2 separate regions of the Mus musculus genome follow, and region 1 is linked to region 2. Evidence: chromatin loops called from intact Hi-C (ENCODE). Cell type or tissue: gastrocnemius. All regions are shown on one strand. Links, peaks and the distances in the headings refer to the core of each region. The heading gives the core; the rest is flanking DNA.

Region 1 (7,665 bases), core at 981-5,980, 110 kb before region 2:
AACTAATTTTCCTACCATTATGAATTGTAATATAAATATCTGTGTTTTCTGATGGTGTCAGAAGACCCCTGCGAAAAGATCATTTAACCCCTAAAGGTGTCAGGGTCCACAGGTTGCCAGCCACTGACTGAGAGCTTTGCATGTTAGGCAAGCCCGCCCTCTATCATTGAGCTTCGGGCTTAGCCTTTTGTTTTTTGAGATAAGGTTTCTTATAGACTGGCACGGCCTCAAACTCTGTAGCTGAAAGGATTTAAACCCACTCTTCTGCTCCCAGCTCTCCAGTGCTGAGACTATAGTGTATACCACTACTTGGTTTATCTGGTGCTGGGGATGGAGCCAGGGCTTCCTGCGTGCTGGTCAGGCACTCCACCAACTGAACCACACACCTAGCCCTGCTCTGGGTCTCTTCTAATCCATTTTGTACACCTTTAGAGTTTATTTTAGATTTACTTGTTTTATGTATATAGATGTCTTGCCTGCATCTCTGGTTATGTATCACCATACAGACATACAGATGTCAGAAAGGGGCATTGCATCACTTGGAACTGGAGTTACAGATGGTTGTGAGCCGCCGGTGTTTGCTGGGAACCAAACCTGGATCCTCTGGAAAAGCGGCCAGTGCTCTGAACCACTGGGCCATCTCTCTACCTTATTATGTACCTTTGGCCACCCTCAGCCCTGCCGCTTTCTTGCCTCTTATCTGAGTGCTGGGATTCCATGTGTTCCACTATGACTGGCCTTCTCAGGCCCTGGCCACTCAGCAGAGCAGAACCCCTTTTCCTTCTGGCTCCTCAGGCACCTCCATACCCGGAGGCGAGCTGCATCGAGCCTACTGCAGTCCTGGCGCAGCTGTGGCGCACTCTGAGGACCTTCACTCTGGAGGTTACCCATGTGAGGGGGTGGGAGGTGGGGAGGGGTGCTCAGCGATGCTTATGTTGCCAGTCCTGCTATGCTTTGTGTTGTGACTAGCTGTCACCGTGTCTATCCCAGGGTGCAGGTCCTCCCACCCAGCCTTAGGGATGCTCCAAACTTCAGAGGCCCTAAAACGGGGGTCTTTGCCACATTCCCAGAGCCAGAGCTCTGCCCACCCACCGCCTCTGAGTCCCTGTGTACAGACTCTGTCCCCAGCTCACTGTGAAGGAGATGCTCTGGCACTCCCACCACACACTCCCAGGTTTAGTTTTTCTTTTCTTTTCCTTTTCTCTTGAGACAGAGTCTTGTAGCTGAGGATGACCTTGAACTTCTGAATCTCCTGTCTCTTTCTTCCAATTGCTAGGAATACAGGCCTGTACAACCACACCAAGCTTGTGGTACTAGGAAGCAAACCCAAGCCTTCCTGCAAGTAGGCATTCGCCAACTAAGCCACATCCCCAAACCCCCCAAATTCCACAAAATCTTCCATGTTTTTGTTACACCATATTTAAAATTATGCACTGTGCCTTGCTTGCATGCACTTCTTTTTTTGCCTGCATATATGTCTATGCACCACATATGTGGGCCTGGTACCAGTGAAGGCCAGAGATGGGTATTGGATCGCCAGGGACTGGAGTGACAGATGGTTGTGAACTACTATGTAGACCTAGGCATTGAAGCCAGGTCCTCTGTAAGAGCAGCCAGTGCTCGTAAGCCGAGCTTCTCTCCAGCTTTATTCTAGATGTCTAGGCGTGCCATGGTACCTGTGTGGACGTCAGAGAACACGTTGCTGAAACCGATTCTCTATTTTCACAACGTGGGTCCTGGGATCAAACTGAAGTCACCAGACTTGGCCACAGGCACTCTTACCTGCTGCGCCCCCTCATGGGCCACAAGTCCCAAAAGCTCTTCCTCAGACTCAGAACAAGTCCGGGTGGAGGCGCTTACAAGGGGACTGATGAAGAATGTAGGGTGTGATGTGGGTGGTAGGTAGAGTGAGTGCGTGTCCTTGGCGAGGGTGACCAGGAACTTCTGATTCTTCCGTCTGCACCTTCCAAATGTTTGCATCACTGGCATGCGCCTCTGCATCTGATCCCCCCCGGCCCACCCCCCACCCCACCCCCATCCCCCCGCCAGGGTTTCTATGTGTAGCCTTGGCTGTCCTGGAACTCACTCTGTAGACCAGGCTGGCCTCGAACTCAGAGATCCACCTGCCTATGCCTTCCAAGTACTGGGATTAAAGGCGTGCGCTGCCTTTAACTACTGCCCCGCACTGCATCTGATGTTTTGTGTGGTGCTTGGGTGAATTGCCCTCTGAGCTTCCAGCATGCTGGGCAAGTTCTGTACCGAGTCTGTAACTTGAACCGCACTGGTAAGGCTTCGGAAGTGACACGGTAGGAAGTTTAGGAGAGGCAGCCTAAAAGTTAAGGACGGAGGAGAGCTTGGAGGACTCAGGGCCAGGAAAGGAGTATCTGTAAAAGCTGAGAGACGAAGGCTGTCCCTAGAGAGGCGCAGCTTCTCAAGGACAAAAGTGTATGAAGAGTATGAGGTGGCTCACGCTTCTAATCTCTGCACGCGGCGAGTCAGAGGCAGGGGTATTTCTTGGTTCCAGACCAGGCTGAGCTACATAGTGAGACACTATCTAAAAATTTCAAAGTGTTAGAAGCACGTGTCTCCTTGGTTTGTGAGTGGTCCGAGGAAGCAGACTTCTCGGGTAAAAATGCTGGCCGCCCAGCTCTGGTCTCAATTCGAGGAGACGCCCTGCGGGCCCATGTCCCCGCCCAGCTCTCGTCCCTGGCTCTGATTGGCTGCTCCTAGGGGCGGGGCTCACGCGCAGATTACGCCGGGCCTTTTCCCGTTGGCAGTCACGGCGGCGCGAGCCCGGAAGCGGACGGGGGCGGTGGCGGAGGCTTCTCCGGCCGGCCGGGGTTGCAGCTCCGTCCTCCCCACTCGCGGCTCTCCGCGGCCAGTGGCGTGGACAAAGACATGCAGTCCCCGCCCCCGGACCCGCTGGGCGACTGCCTGCGCAACTGGGAGGATCTGCAGCAGGACTTCCAAGGTATCCAGGTGAGCGTCCCTGCGGCCATCCAAGCCCCGAGCCACGTCTCTGTCTCGGGGACAAGGGTCAGGCAGTACTAGGTCACACATAAGGCAGCTCGGAGGGGTCAGGGGTCGAGACTCTCCCCTACTTTTCTTCTTAAATGTCTGATGGGAGCCCGGATTGCCCGCGCGTCCCCGGCGTGCCTGGGCGGGATCCCTCTGTGCCGGGATATCTCGACTTTGTGCAAAGGCCTTGAAAACTGATCAGGACTCTTCTGTTGCCCCTCCCCCTGCACTGCTACCCGATCTGGGACCCAGTCCCCTTCCTAAAGAGCAGTCACCCGAGGCAGAACCCAACGGGGCCCAGCCTTTTGGGTCAATTACCCTGCAAACTTGCAGCCGGACAACGCCTTCCCCGCCCTTGGCTAACTCTGCTGAACGCCGCAGGGAAGCAAGTTTAGGTAAAATTCGGGCCTGGTTGGGGAAATCTCAGCCATCTGAGACGGAGGGACAGCGCCCACCTAGGGACAAGAAGAGGCCCAGTACATGTGGCTCTTTCTTGTAGGGAGAGGTGGGCGGGGCAGACTGTACCAGGACCTCCTGGATTGGTAGAGCGACCACTGGAAAACCTCCCATCCCAGGATGGTGTTGTTTGTGGCCACTCTGTCTCCATACCAGAGAGAAGGAAACCAATGCTTCCTGGAAGGCTGTCACTGGGCAGAGGTGGCACATGCTAGAGTTTGAGGAGGATGCGGCAGCTTATTTTGGCATGAGAAACAGACCTAAATAGTGGAGCCTGGCCAATAGGAGACTAGGTTAGACCTTTGCCTCTATTGGACTGTTGCCTAGCCTCATGTGTCCAGGTTTCCCCAGAACGCTGGCACTAGAACTCTCCCTAGAGACCTACACAGCTCCATGTCTCCCAGTTTTGCCATCACCACGATGACCTCAGCCCCTGCCTTGATTTCCCCACACTGCCCCTTGCCCTTCGTTTAGGCTGCAACTTGCAAGGCTCACCCACCAGGGCAAAGTACTTGGGGAAGCTTTGGACCAAAGGTGCTTGCAGGAGGGGAGTGGATGGGAGGGACTGGCCTTAGGGCGGGAAGCCTGACGACCTTTAACCTGAGATGAAACGTCAGGAATGCCAGGGTAGAAGGCAGCATGGCTATCCCTGATTTCCATTCTTTCAGGCTGGGTAGGTAGGAGGATCTGAGAAAGGAAGGGGTGAGTTTAGGCAGCCCCTTTGAGAGCAGCAGTTCTCAGCCTGTGGGTCACCACCCCTTCAGGGAGATTGGATTACCTTTTCACAGGGATCACCTAAATAGCAGAATTACAGATAGGAAATAGCAATGAAAACAATTTTGTGGTTGGGTGGGTCAGCACAGCATGAGGACTGTATTAAAGGGTTGCAGTGTTAGGAAGGTCGAGAACCACTGGGCTAGAGTCCACTTAGAATTCAGACGCCCACCCGAGCTGGGGACAACTGACCTGTTGTTGAGGACATGTACCACGGAGGGTCTGAGATTACAGGAAGAAGCCTAGCTCCTGGCTTGCTTCAGGAGTGGAGCAGTCTCTGGGAGGTCCCTGGGCAAGCACAGAAAGTTCGACCTCTGAGAGAGCCAGTTCCCTGCCGGGGCAGCTCCCCAGTGAAGCCACCGCCTTCTCCTCATGCTAGGAAACACATCGCCTGTATCGCCTCAAGCTAGAGGAGCTGACCAAACTCCAGGCCAACTGTACAAACTCCATCACACGGCAGAAGAAGCGGCTCCAGGAGCTGGCCTTGGTGCTGAAAAAGTGAGGGGGGTGACGGCTTGCTGGGGGTGGGTGGTTGACGTGGGGAGGGGCATTTCCGCTGGGCTTCCCTTGGCATGGCTCTTCTATCCTTCCTCCCTGGGTTTTGTTCCTTTTCTCTGTCCCAAAGGGTTCTCACAGGGGTTCCTGCAGGACTGGGGCTCTCCCACCTGCCCTGCCTGACTCCTGCCATACTCCCAGATGCAGACCCTCTCTCCCATCCGAGTCCATGGAGGCTGCACAGGAGCTGGAAAACCAGATGAAAGAGCGCCAAGGCCTCTTCTTCGACATGGAAGCCTATCTGCCTAAGAAGAACGGGTGAGCCCCTTCTTCTTCCAGCTCCAGGGATGGGACGCCCTAGCCTGTCTCTCAGTCATTCAGTCAGTAGAGGGGGACATATTGATGGCCTGGCTGTCTGACAGCTCACTGTAGTAGGAACTTCAAGGGAAGTGTTCAGGGAACTGGGGCCTCAGCGATGGACATCTAACCACACACCAGGGTTAGACACAGCTTCCCAGTGTAGCCTAAGTCATCTCCAGAGGTAAAGAATGAGCTAGCTCACGCCTGTGGTCCTACTACCCTGGAAGCTTAGGCAGGAGGATGGAGAGAGGCCAAGGTCCTCTTTGACTACATAGTGAGTTCAAAGTTAGCCTAGTCAGCGTAGTGTGTTTCAGGCAACCAAGGCTATATATAGTAAGATGCTCTTCCAAAAACAAAACAAAACAAAACAAAAACACCACCACCATCAACAACAAAAACCAAAGAGGCTAGAGAGATGGCTTAATGGTTAAGATCACTAACTGCTCCCCTAAGGGACCAGGGTTCCATTCCCAGCACTTACATGGTAGTTTACAAGTCTATAACTTCATTTCCAGAGGATCTGATACCACCTTCTGGACTCCATGGGCATCAGGCACACATACATACTTGCAAGCAAAGCACCCATATAAAAATAAAATAAAAACCAAAACTAAATCAAGGGTTGACTTACCTGACTTGACCTTAGAGTGCTTGCAAAACGTGACTGATGCCCTGGGTGGCAGGGCTGGGTCTGTGTGGGAGTGAGTTTGTGTCCTAGATAGTTTTTATGTCAAGCTAGTGTCATCTGAGGAGGGCGCCTCAATTGACAAAATGCCTCCATAAGACCAGGCTGTAGGCAAGCCTGTTAGTTAGTGATTGGGGGAGGGCACAGCCCATTGGGGGTGGTGCCATCACTGGGCTGGTGGTCTTTTCTATAAGAAAGCAGGCTGAGCAAGCCAGGGGAAGCAAGCCAGTAAGCAGCCCCCTCCATGGCCTCAGCATCAGCTCCTGCCTCCAGGTTCCCTTACAGTCTGAGCTCTTGCCTTGGCTTTTCTCAGTGGACATATTCAGGATATGTAAGCCGGATGAGCCATTTCCTCCTCCAGTTCTATCTGGTCATGCATGGTGTTTCATCACAGCAGTAGTAACCCTGACTAAGTAAAATTGGTACCAGGCTAGTCAGGTATTGCTGTGGCAGACCTGAGCATGTTGTTTGGGGGGGACTTTGGAACTTTGGGCTAGAAAGGCACTGGCTGCTGAGAGCTCAGAGGACTGTTCTGTTGGAGGATAATACTGAGAGAGCAGTGCAGGCAATGGACGCCTGGCTTGGGAAGTTCAGAGGGAAGTTTAAAGATTCTATTGTGAACGTTGGCTGTTTAGATTTAAGGTGCCGTGGTTCTGGTCAGCTGGGGCTGAAGAATTAGAAGTGATTAAGAAGAAACCAGAACCTGGGTGCTGGTGGCGCATGACTTTTGTCCTGGCACTCAGGAGGCAGAGGCAGGTGGATCTCTGAGTTCAAGGCCAGCCTGGTCTAAAGAGTGAGCTCCAAGACAGCCAGGGCTACACAGAAAAATCCTGACTCAAAAAGCAAAACAAAAATAAACGAGGGGCTGGTGAGATGGCTCAGGGGTTAAGAGCGCCGACTGCTCTTCCAAAGGTCCTGAGTTCAAATCCCAGCAACCACATGGTGGCTCATAACCATCCGTAACGAAATCAGATGCCTCTTCTGGAGTGTCTAAGACAGCTACAGTGTACTTACATATAATAAATAAATAAATATTAAAAAAATAAAATAAACGAAATAGCCAGGCAGTGGTGGCGCACACCTTTAATCCCAGCACTTGGGAGGCAGAGACAGGAGGATTTCTGAGTTCAAGGCCAGCATGGTCTACAAAGTGAGTTCCAGGACAGCCAGGACCCTGTCTCAAAAAAAAAAAAAAAAACCACCACCAACAAAACGAAAATAATAATAAGAAACCAGCATTATTCACTATTGAGGTGAAATCTTTGAGGAAGTGTCTCCTTAGAGTCTGTGTTCCAGAGGTGGCTAATATTGTCTCTCGTGCTGGCAGATAAACTTGGTTATGTATAAGAGTGGTACTGGTTTTGAAGGCATAAAGGATCATGGGAAGGACCTGAGACTTGGTCCCATGAGAGGCCAGTAGAGTCTATTAGCCAAGGTACAGTTTCAGTAGTTGAGCCCAGGATTGAGGGAGCCATGGAGAGAAGTTGAGGCTTGGCATCCTAAAGGGAGCCTGGCATGGGCTGTTGGTGGAAGTGCTGCCCAGTTGCTTCAGGAGACCCCAGCATTTTGGAAGTGTCCATGGAATGATCACCAAGGACAGGCCCACCCAGTGGAGCTGGCCTGAGCAGAGTAGATGTGGGCTGAAGAGGGTGGAGTCAGAGAAGGAACCCAGGCCCTTCAGGGGGCTCAGAAGAGCGAGTCATAAACACTGGATACTGAGTTGTCTACACAGCTAGAATTTGGTCTGCTTTTCTTCAGAGTTTTCCTATGTCCTGGTTCTTGCCTCTTGAGGATTTATTTTGATTTTATAGGAGTACACAGTAGAGAGACTTTGACAGAAATTTTGGAGTTTTACAGAGACTTTATGGTTTTTTTTG
Region 2 (7,665 bases), core at 1,003-6,002:
CACGATTGGTAGCAAGGTACTTACAGGGCTCTAATTTCTTTTCTTTCTTTCTTTCTTTCTTTTTTTTTTTTTTTTGAGACAGAGTCTTATTATATAGCCCTGGTTGTCCTGGAACTCCCTATGGAGACCAAGCTGGGCTCACTCTCAGAGACCCGCCTGCCTCCGCCTGCCTAGTGCTGGCATTAAAGGTACTGTTTCTCTGCCTGTTCATGGAGCCCATGCTCAGACAAATATGGTTAAGTGAGCATGGTGATGGGTGATGTATGTCTGTGTTCTAGTACTCAGAAGGGTGAGGCAGGAGGATCATGGCTCTGAGGCTACCCTGGACTACATAATGAAGCCTGGCCATACTGGTGTAAATAAATAGCAAGCCCCTTTGTTTCAAAGTAAACAAAACGAAAACAAAAAAACAAAACCAACAAAAACAAACAAAACAACAAAAACAAAAAACAAAAACCCAGAAAGAAAAAGAGTGCGTGCCTGTCTACACTGGCATTTAGCTGACTGTAAGTGCTACATGTATCCAAAAAAGGGGGAAAAGAAAATTTCAGCTTTAAGCAGGAAACCATTACATCCTATCAGAATATCTCCAGAAGTTTGGTTATTTGCTGGATATGTCCCAAATTGAAATTTTACTGGTAAATATGAAAAAATTCTACATACAACTCTCTAAGATTTAGGTAGCTGACGAGATGGCTCAACAGGCTGAGGTAGGTCCTGCCAATCCCAAAGACCCGAGTTTGATTCCCAGGACCCACATGGGGGAAGAAGAGAAAGACTCCGGTCAGGTTGTCCTCTGACTTTCACAAGAGTGCACACAAGCATATAAATAATGTGTCACATATGTATACCTCTATCTAAAGATGTGGAGATTATATACCCAAAGCCCTAGTTTTAAATCACCATACTAAAAACAAAGTGCGGGGCTCCTATCTCAATATTATGATGTGTTAGCTCTGCGAATCTCTGTATTCAACCTCAATTTCTGGTAAACAGGCAATTTAATATGGCCTGTCATGAAATCACAGCGAGGATTACATGAAATGAACGCGCAGGCCTCTGTTAACGTTAGAAGCAACAGGGATTTCCCAGGAAAGAATGAGGAAGAAACAAAGACTAAGAATCCTGTCTTTTACAAAGGGATGATTACCAGACTTAATTAGTTTGAGAAATTTCTCTCCTCTGAGAAAACAAACACTTTACCAGCTCCTTCTGTGAGCTGGGATTAGGAGTCAGGATTAAGGTAAAGACGCAGCAGAAAATTCTAGAGTCAAGAGGAAAAGCCATCCATTGGGTTGACAGTAGACAATTGTCACGATAAAGGTGAGAAACGTTTGGTTTGTTCCTGTGGGGCTCGGGCCGTCAGCAGATGGGGTTTGTGTTTATAAAACGTGAATGGCTTAGGAAGTGTGTTCACCCTCGAGATCAAAGAATGAATGGATCTGGGGTAACATGGAAGGGGGCGATTGTGGGTAGAGAAGGAGTTGGCGGAAATGATCCGGCTTTGGACAAGACATGCTGGAGCTCCAAGTGGGGAGAATGGTGGTGGGCACGGAGGTCTGGGGTTGGCTGGCAGTGAGGCTGGAGATCAGGGACCGGGGAGTCTGCGGGCTGAGGAAGCGCGCCATCCCCGCCCCGCCTCTTCTCACCTTGCCAGTTGCGCAGGGCCTCGGAGCGCAGAGACAGCCCCGAGGGCGCCAGAGGCGGCTGCAGCAGGAACAGGCGGGGGCCCGACACCAGCAGCGAGAGCAGGGCGGTGAAGAATGTGGCGGAGGGCACCTCGGGACACGAGCACCAGAAGCGACTCGCGGGGCCCGGGGCCGCCATGGCCGCGAGCCCTTCCAGCGTGCGGCCTCGGTACTCCCCGCCTCCCTCCTCAATTTCCGCCTCCTTGCGGCGGTCTCCCCTGGCAACAGCGGAAGACTGGCCTCTCCTCAAGCACCGCCCCATGGGGGGGTGGGGGTGGGGGAAGGCCCAATCCCGTGGAGTCCTCCGCTCTTACCCGCCCAAAGGAGGCCGGGAGTTGTAGTTCCAGCTTACCTACGGGTGTTGTGCGGGCTGCCGCCTCAGGAGTATTCTTGCCTAGACCTCAGCTTCCTTCTTCTTGATTTTTAATTAAAAACAAACAAACAAACAAACAAACAAACAAGCAAAACCAAAAAAACATTTGATTACATCTGTTTGAGTGTGAGAGAGGGGCATGTGCGTGCAACGCGCGTGGAGGGTAGATGAAAACTTAAGGTTGAGTTTATCATCTCCTTCCACCTCTGGGTCCTGGGAATAGAACTTGGGTAATCAGGCTTGGCAGCAGTGCCTTTACCCACTGAGTCATCTCTTTAGCCCTTTTTATTTTTCTTTTTTTCTTTTCTTTTTTTTTTTAGATTTTATTTGCGTTTGGCTCAGTGAGAGAAGGTGTGGAGGTGCACACACAAACACCTTTACTCTCAGCCATCTCAAAGGCTCCCTTTAAAAATTTTAATCAACCTATATTTATTATACCAAGTAATGGTTTCATTATGGCATTTTCTTACATGTGTATAATGTACTTTGATCATATTTTATCGGGGCTCCATTACCCCCTCTTGCCTTCCCATCTTAGTTTCTCTTTTGCTTCCATGTTTCTTTTCTTTTCTCTTCTTTCCTTCTTTCTTCCTTCCTTTCTTTCTTTCTTTCTTTCTTTCTTTCTTTCTTTCTTTCTTTCTTTCTTTTTAAATTTTTGCGACCCAGTGAGTTTCATTAAAGTCGCTTTCAGGAGCAAATGTCTCTCCTCCCAACAGCCATTAACTACTAGTAGATCCTCATTGAGGGAGAGGGGTCTTGAAAAACATTTCTTCCTCTTGCTTTTGGCTTTTACACAAATTTGACTCTGAACTCTGGGTCTCCATCTCCAGAAAGCAGGGATTTTAGATGTGCACCACCTCCCTCAGTTTATGCAGTAATGAGGCTCGAACCCAGGGACTCCAGCATGCTACCAACTGAACTATGCTTTCAGCCGGGTCCTTCTCACTGTAATGGTATGACGTCGTGAGGACCACGGAGCCCTATTCTCCCACAGACTTGTGTTTGTCTCTGTCCTGCCAAAGAGGAAACTGAGTCTATGGGGATCCCTGAGGGATACAGTTCAATAGCAAAGAAAGAATTAAAACTTGGTTCTTCCTGCCTGAATTGGCCAAGAAGACAGAGCCAGCACTTTCTGGAGCTGGACTGGAGATAAAGTAAGAGGAGGCGGGGAAGGAGACAATTGAAGGGACACTAGAGCTACTATACATGCGCTATGAGCGTACGCCATGACGCTTTTGCTAAACTTTGCTTTAGCCTTTTGCAGTTTGAAAAGCGCTTCCTGCAGAGCAAAGCTATTTCTGGTGAACAGCTAGAGTATCCTTTGTGAGCTACAAGTGCTTTAGCAGGTGAGGTAGCTTCCCGACCAAGTCGCGGGTGAGAAGAGTCAGGAAATTGAATCCCAGTTTGCTGGGTCCCAGGGGGCGACATCAAGATATTCCTTTTTCAATATGTTCAGTTTTGGCAGTACTGGGCAGCCTACAGCCTAGTGCATGAAAGGTTAAGAGGTCTATCACTGAACTACAGCCCCATTCCTCCTCCCCAATATTTATGTATGCATTATATACATATATACGGTATATACATATACTTTTGAAAAATAATCAGATGTAATCAAGAAACCATCCATTTGATAAGCCCATTGAATCCACCATCCCAAGAAAAAAACTAATAGCTTTGCTTGCATAACACCTACCACTAGGGGGCAGCAGGGGTTATAGACACCTGATAGAAATAATGAGAGAATTTTAAACAGTGGGGAGGAATACAGGGAGATACACAGCTTGGGACCTGAGTTTGACCCCATGGATCCACGTGATGGATGGAGAGAGCTAGAGAGCCGACTTCTGTAATCTGTCCTCTGACCTCCAGGAAAGTGCCCACATAGATACAAAGACACACATGACAGAATATCCTAAAAGAGGAGGTCTGGATAGAAATATCTCTCAGCACAAACCACAGCTCTTGTTTCTAAGAGTTTATTCTTGAGCTAAATCTAGAAATGGTTTCATCACGTTTCATCCCTTGTAGGTCTTCGGGATCAAACTTAGATCAGCAAGCTTGGCAGCAAGCGCCTTTATACCCTGGAGGAGCCCCCCCCCCCCCCCCCAGTGTTAATCCTGTGTTCTCTGCTTACTCTTCTGATGCATGTTCACGGTCTGCTATTTACAGTCACGGTGCCAGGAAGAAAGCCTTGAAGGGAAGTCTATTCATGTTATCCTTGCATTATTCAACAAAACAGCTTGCTTCCACACAGAGGCCAGTAGAACCCCATGCTAAGGTTGAGACAGTAAAAGAGGCAGAGGCAGTGTGAAGAGAGATAGGCCAGCTATCTCACTCTATTTGGCTTCAATGAGACATCTGCTGACCCCAGGCCTTCTGGTCCCTAATCTAAGGACCCCCACAAGGCAGGTGTCACCTACTGCAAAGCTTGTGGGAGCTATATTCCTTACTTTCATTTTATTCCGTCTATTTGTTTGGTTCTTCCAAACAGGGTTTCTCTTTACAGACTTTGCCGTCCTGGAATTATCTAGACTAGGCTGGTCTCAAACTTACAGAGATCTGCCTGCTTCTGCCTTCCGAGTGCTGGGATTAAAGGTGTGTGCCACCACCACCACCACCACCAGGCTGTTCCTTACTTTTCTTGATGCTATGACAGTAACACCTTAAGGAAGGAAGGAAGGGAGGGAGGGAGGAAGGAAGGAAGGAAGGAAGGAAGGAAGGAAGGAAGGAAGGAAGGGGTTTGTTTCCTCTCACGGAGTGAGGTCATAGCCCACAGGGAAGGGGTGAAGTGGAATTGAAGAAAAGCTGTGGAAGGGACACAGACACAATTCCTTTCAATAGGGGCAATTAGCATGAGAAGGATGCAGAGGGGTGATTGAGTCTTAGAGGTGGGAGGGGGAGCCTTAGAGGGAGAGAATAGCTTCACTAGGAGAGAGAAAGAGAAAGAGAGAGAGACAGAGATATACATACAAAAAGAGACAGATAGATACAGAGGGTGGGGCATGAGGAAAGGAGAAAGCATGAAGGTTGGATTGGAGGGGAGAGGCCAGAGGAGTCTCTCAGAGAGTAGTAGCCTTCGGAGCGATTTCCCAGCAACCCACTGTGGGAGTCTCTTTGGACTAATTCCCTAGACACGGGAAAGGTCTTTACCTATAACTGTTTAGGGGTGACAGGAAGTAATTTAGGTCAACATACTGTGGGTGAATGAGAGTGGGGAGGAGCCAGGTATCATAAATTGAGAGCCATCTCTTCAGAGCACAGCCTGCCTCTCACCTCTGTTCCAGAGACAGAGACAGAGAGAGAGAGAGAGAGAGAGAGAGAGATGCAGGGAAGTTGGGCTTGACTCAGCCTCTGAGATCCGTGGCCTAACTTCAGAGAAGGCATGTCTGCAAGAAAGTGAGGCAGTTGTCACGTTCCATCCACAGTCAGAGAGCAGCGACGGAAGCTGGGTTCAGCTTGCTGTCTGGCCGCTGTCTGCTTTCTCTTCATCTGGGACTCCCGGTCCATGGAATGGTGCTGCCCATGAAAGAGCCTCGAGGTGAGACCCTCACTCAGACACTCAAATCCCGGGACAGCCGCGTACCCAAGAAGACACTGAGACCATACATAAAATGTAGAAGGCAAGATTTAATAAAGCAGCGACATGAAAGCACACAGACCAGAGCTCTGGGGTCGAAATAAAGCAGCAACATGAAAGCACAGAGCTCTGGGGTCGAAACTCATACACCTAGCGGCACCTAGTGGTGTAGAGGAGAATCGACGACCAGCCAAAATTTTTCACAGGCTTATATAGTAAAACTCAAAGGGGGAGAACTGGGCAGGGAAAGTACAAGTTTACATCACTAGGGAGTTCTGCCAAGGGACAAGGGGTTCTGCCAAAGGATTCTACGTAACTAAGGAGTCATGTCCTATCAAGGAACCTACGTAACTAAGGAGTACCTGGTTCATTTTGAGGTTGTTCCAGGAGGCCTTTATCTCAAAAATGTTCTTGGAACAGTTTTTAGTTGGGAGGGTTTGAACTTTAGGGTGAGGAGTTTTGGGGTGAAAAGTTTAGGAGTGTTCTGGGAACAATCTCTAGATGGGAGGGGGTGGGCTCCGAGGTAAAAAATTCATGTTTTCACAAGAGGCCAGTAATTTTCTATTCTTCATTCCCCACTTCTTCTTGTAAGTAATTCTAATCTTAGAATTTCAGAAGTCTATATCTCTATGTGGAGAATACTGCATTTACTCTATCTTTAACATGGGAACAGAAACAGAATAAGGCAGATTAGTAAACAGAACTAGGCAGGGACCCTTTTAGTGAGGCTTGCGGGTCTCAGCATGACGCAGGTGTACGTAGATCAGATCTCTGGCTGGAACTGGTGAGTTGTCCTTGGGGTACCTGGCTCGTTCACTGTAGCCAGTTGTGACCAGACTTCTTTCTGCACCACCTGCAAGCCTTTTAACTTAACATATAGATCATTATTATAAACACATCATTTAAGACAGTGATGGGCACAGGAGCCCCATAAAGGATCTCAAAAAGAGTAAAACAAAACTGAATCAAGAGGGAGTATTCTCAGTTTTAAATAGGGCAAGGGGAAGGGGCACCAAGTAAGTCTGTGCCAGTCTCTAGGATTAATTTTGTCAAGGTCTGTTTAGAGTTTTATTTATTCTTTTTTATCTTTCCTGAGCTCTGAGGTCTGTACACACAATGGAATTTTCATTTGACCTCTAAATACTTGGCCACACCCTGACTTACCTGGGCAACAAAGGCAGGACCATTATCTGACACTATTGCTTTTGGCACTCCGAACCTTGGAAAATTTTTAATAATCTTCTTGATGACTATCTGAGTAGTCTCAGTTTTATAAGGAAAAGCTTTTATCTATCTTGAGAACGTTCACAAAAACCAGAAGGTATTCATACACATATTTTTTCAGTAAAGTCTATTTTTCAGTAGATGTCTTCTCATGAGAGGACTAGTTTTCTTTCTTCAGTTTTTACTATTTTATACAGGGTTTCTTTTACCAGTCTTAATTTGTCTATAACTTGATAGTCTTCAGACTGTCAGGATCATTGCTCTTTAGGATGCCTGGGCGGTTAGATTTGCCATCTGATTTCTTTTAGCCACAGCATCTTAGGTCTTTCTCTGCAGATGTCAACAGCTCTCTTTGTCTGTATATATAGAGCTTGTATTAAAGCCACAAGTTTAGCTTTCTGGGCTGAAGTCCCTTTAGGGAGGCTGCTGGCCTAGATCACTGGCTTTCTGTCCACCACTGCACTGCTGTCCCCGCCTTCCGCTTACCCTTAACCTCGAGGCTACTGCCATCCGTGTACCAGCTCAAACTCTCAGGCCAAGGCTGATCTGATCCTTCAGATCATTTCGAGTATGAGTTCCTTCTGCCAGAATGTCAGCACAATGATGAGTAGGTGAAGTCTCAGGCAGTAGTGAGATCGAGGATAGCAGGGGGAGCGAAGGTCACTCGTTCAGTCAAAGCTCTGACAATGTGTCCATCGGTCAGGGGAACAGTTGGATAATGCTTTTAAGAGCGTTAGTCAGCCATCGGTCATGGGGGCTGAACCACACTTTCTAGGACATGTGCCAAGTTTTGTCTCTGAGTC

What was found. Peaks named below come from ENCODE experiments on the same cell type or tissue, not always from the same donor. Only the 100,000 strongest peaks of a DNase experiment are listed, where the experiment ranks them.
Region 1: it touches region 2 in a loop (2.9-fold over the local background); 8 of 42 quality-filtered maps call a loop at or near these places.

The regions. Positions count from the first base shown.
Region 1 is chr5:135,739,362-135,747,026 of GRCm38, reverse strand. Tmem120a (transmembrane protein 120A) reads left to right here and starts at 2,855. Exons shown (of 12, transcript NM_172541.2): 1 at 2,855-2,979; 2 at 4,628-4,746; 3 at 4,945-5,061. The coding sequence starts at 2,899. In gastrocnemius, for the core only: no CTCF peak of the experiment used is centred there; DNase peaks (open chromatin) are centred at 2,750 and 3,299; H3K4me3 peaks cover 2,028 bases; H3K27ac peaks cover 1,890 bases.
Region 2 is chr5:135,626,903-135,634,567 of GRCm38, reverse strand. It overlaps Rhbdd2 (rhomboid domain containing 2), which reads right to left and starts at 1,914. Exons shown (of 4, transcript NM_146002.2): 1 at 1,650-1,914. The coding sequence starts at 1,827. In gastrocnemius, for the core only: CTCF peaks have their summits at 1,887 and 3,737 (motif pointing right); DNase peaks (open chromatin) are centred at 1,945 and 3,763; H3K4me3 peaks cover 1,615 bases; H3K27ac peaks cover 938 bases.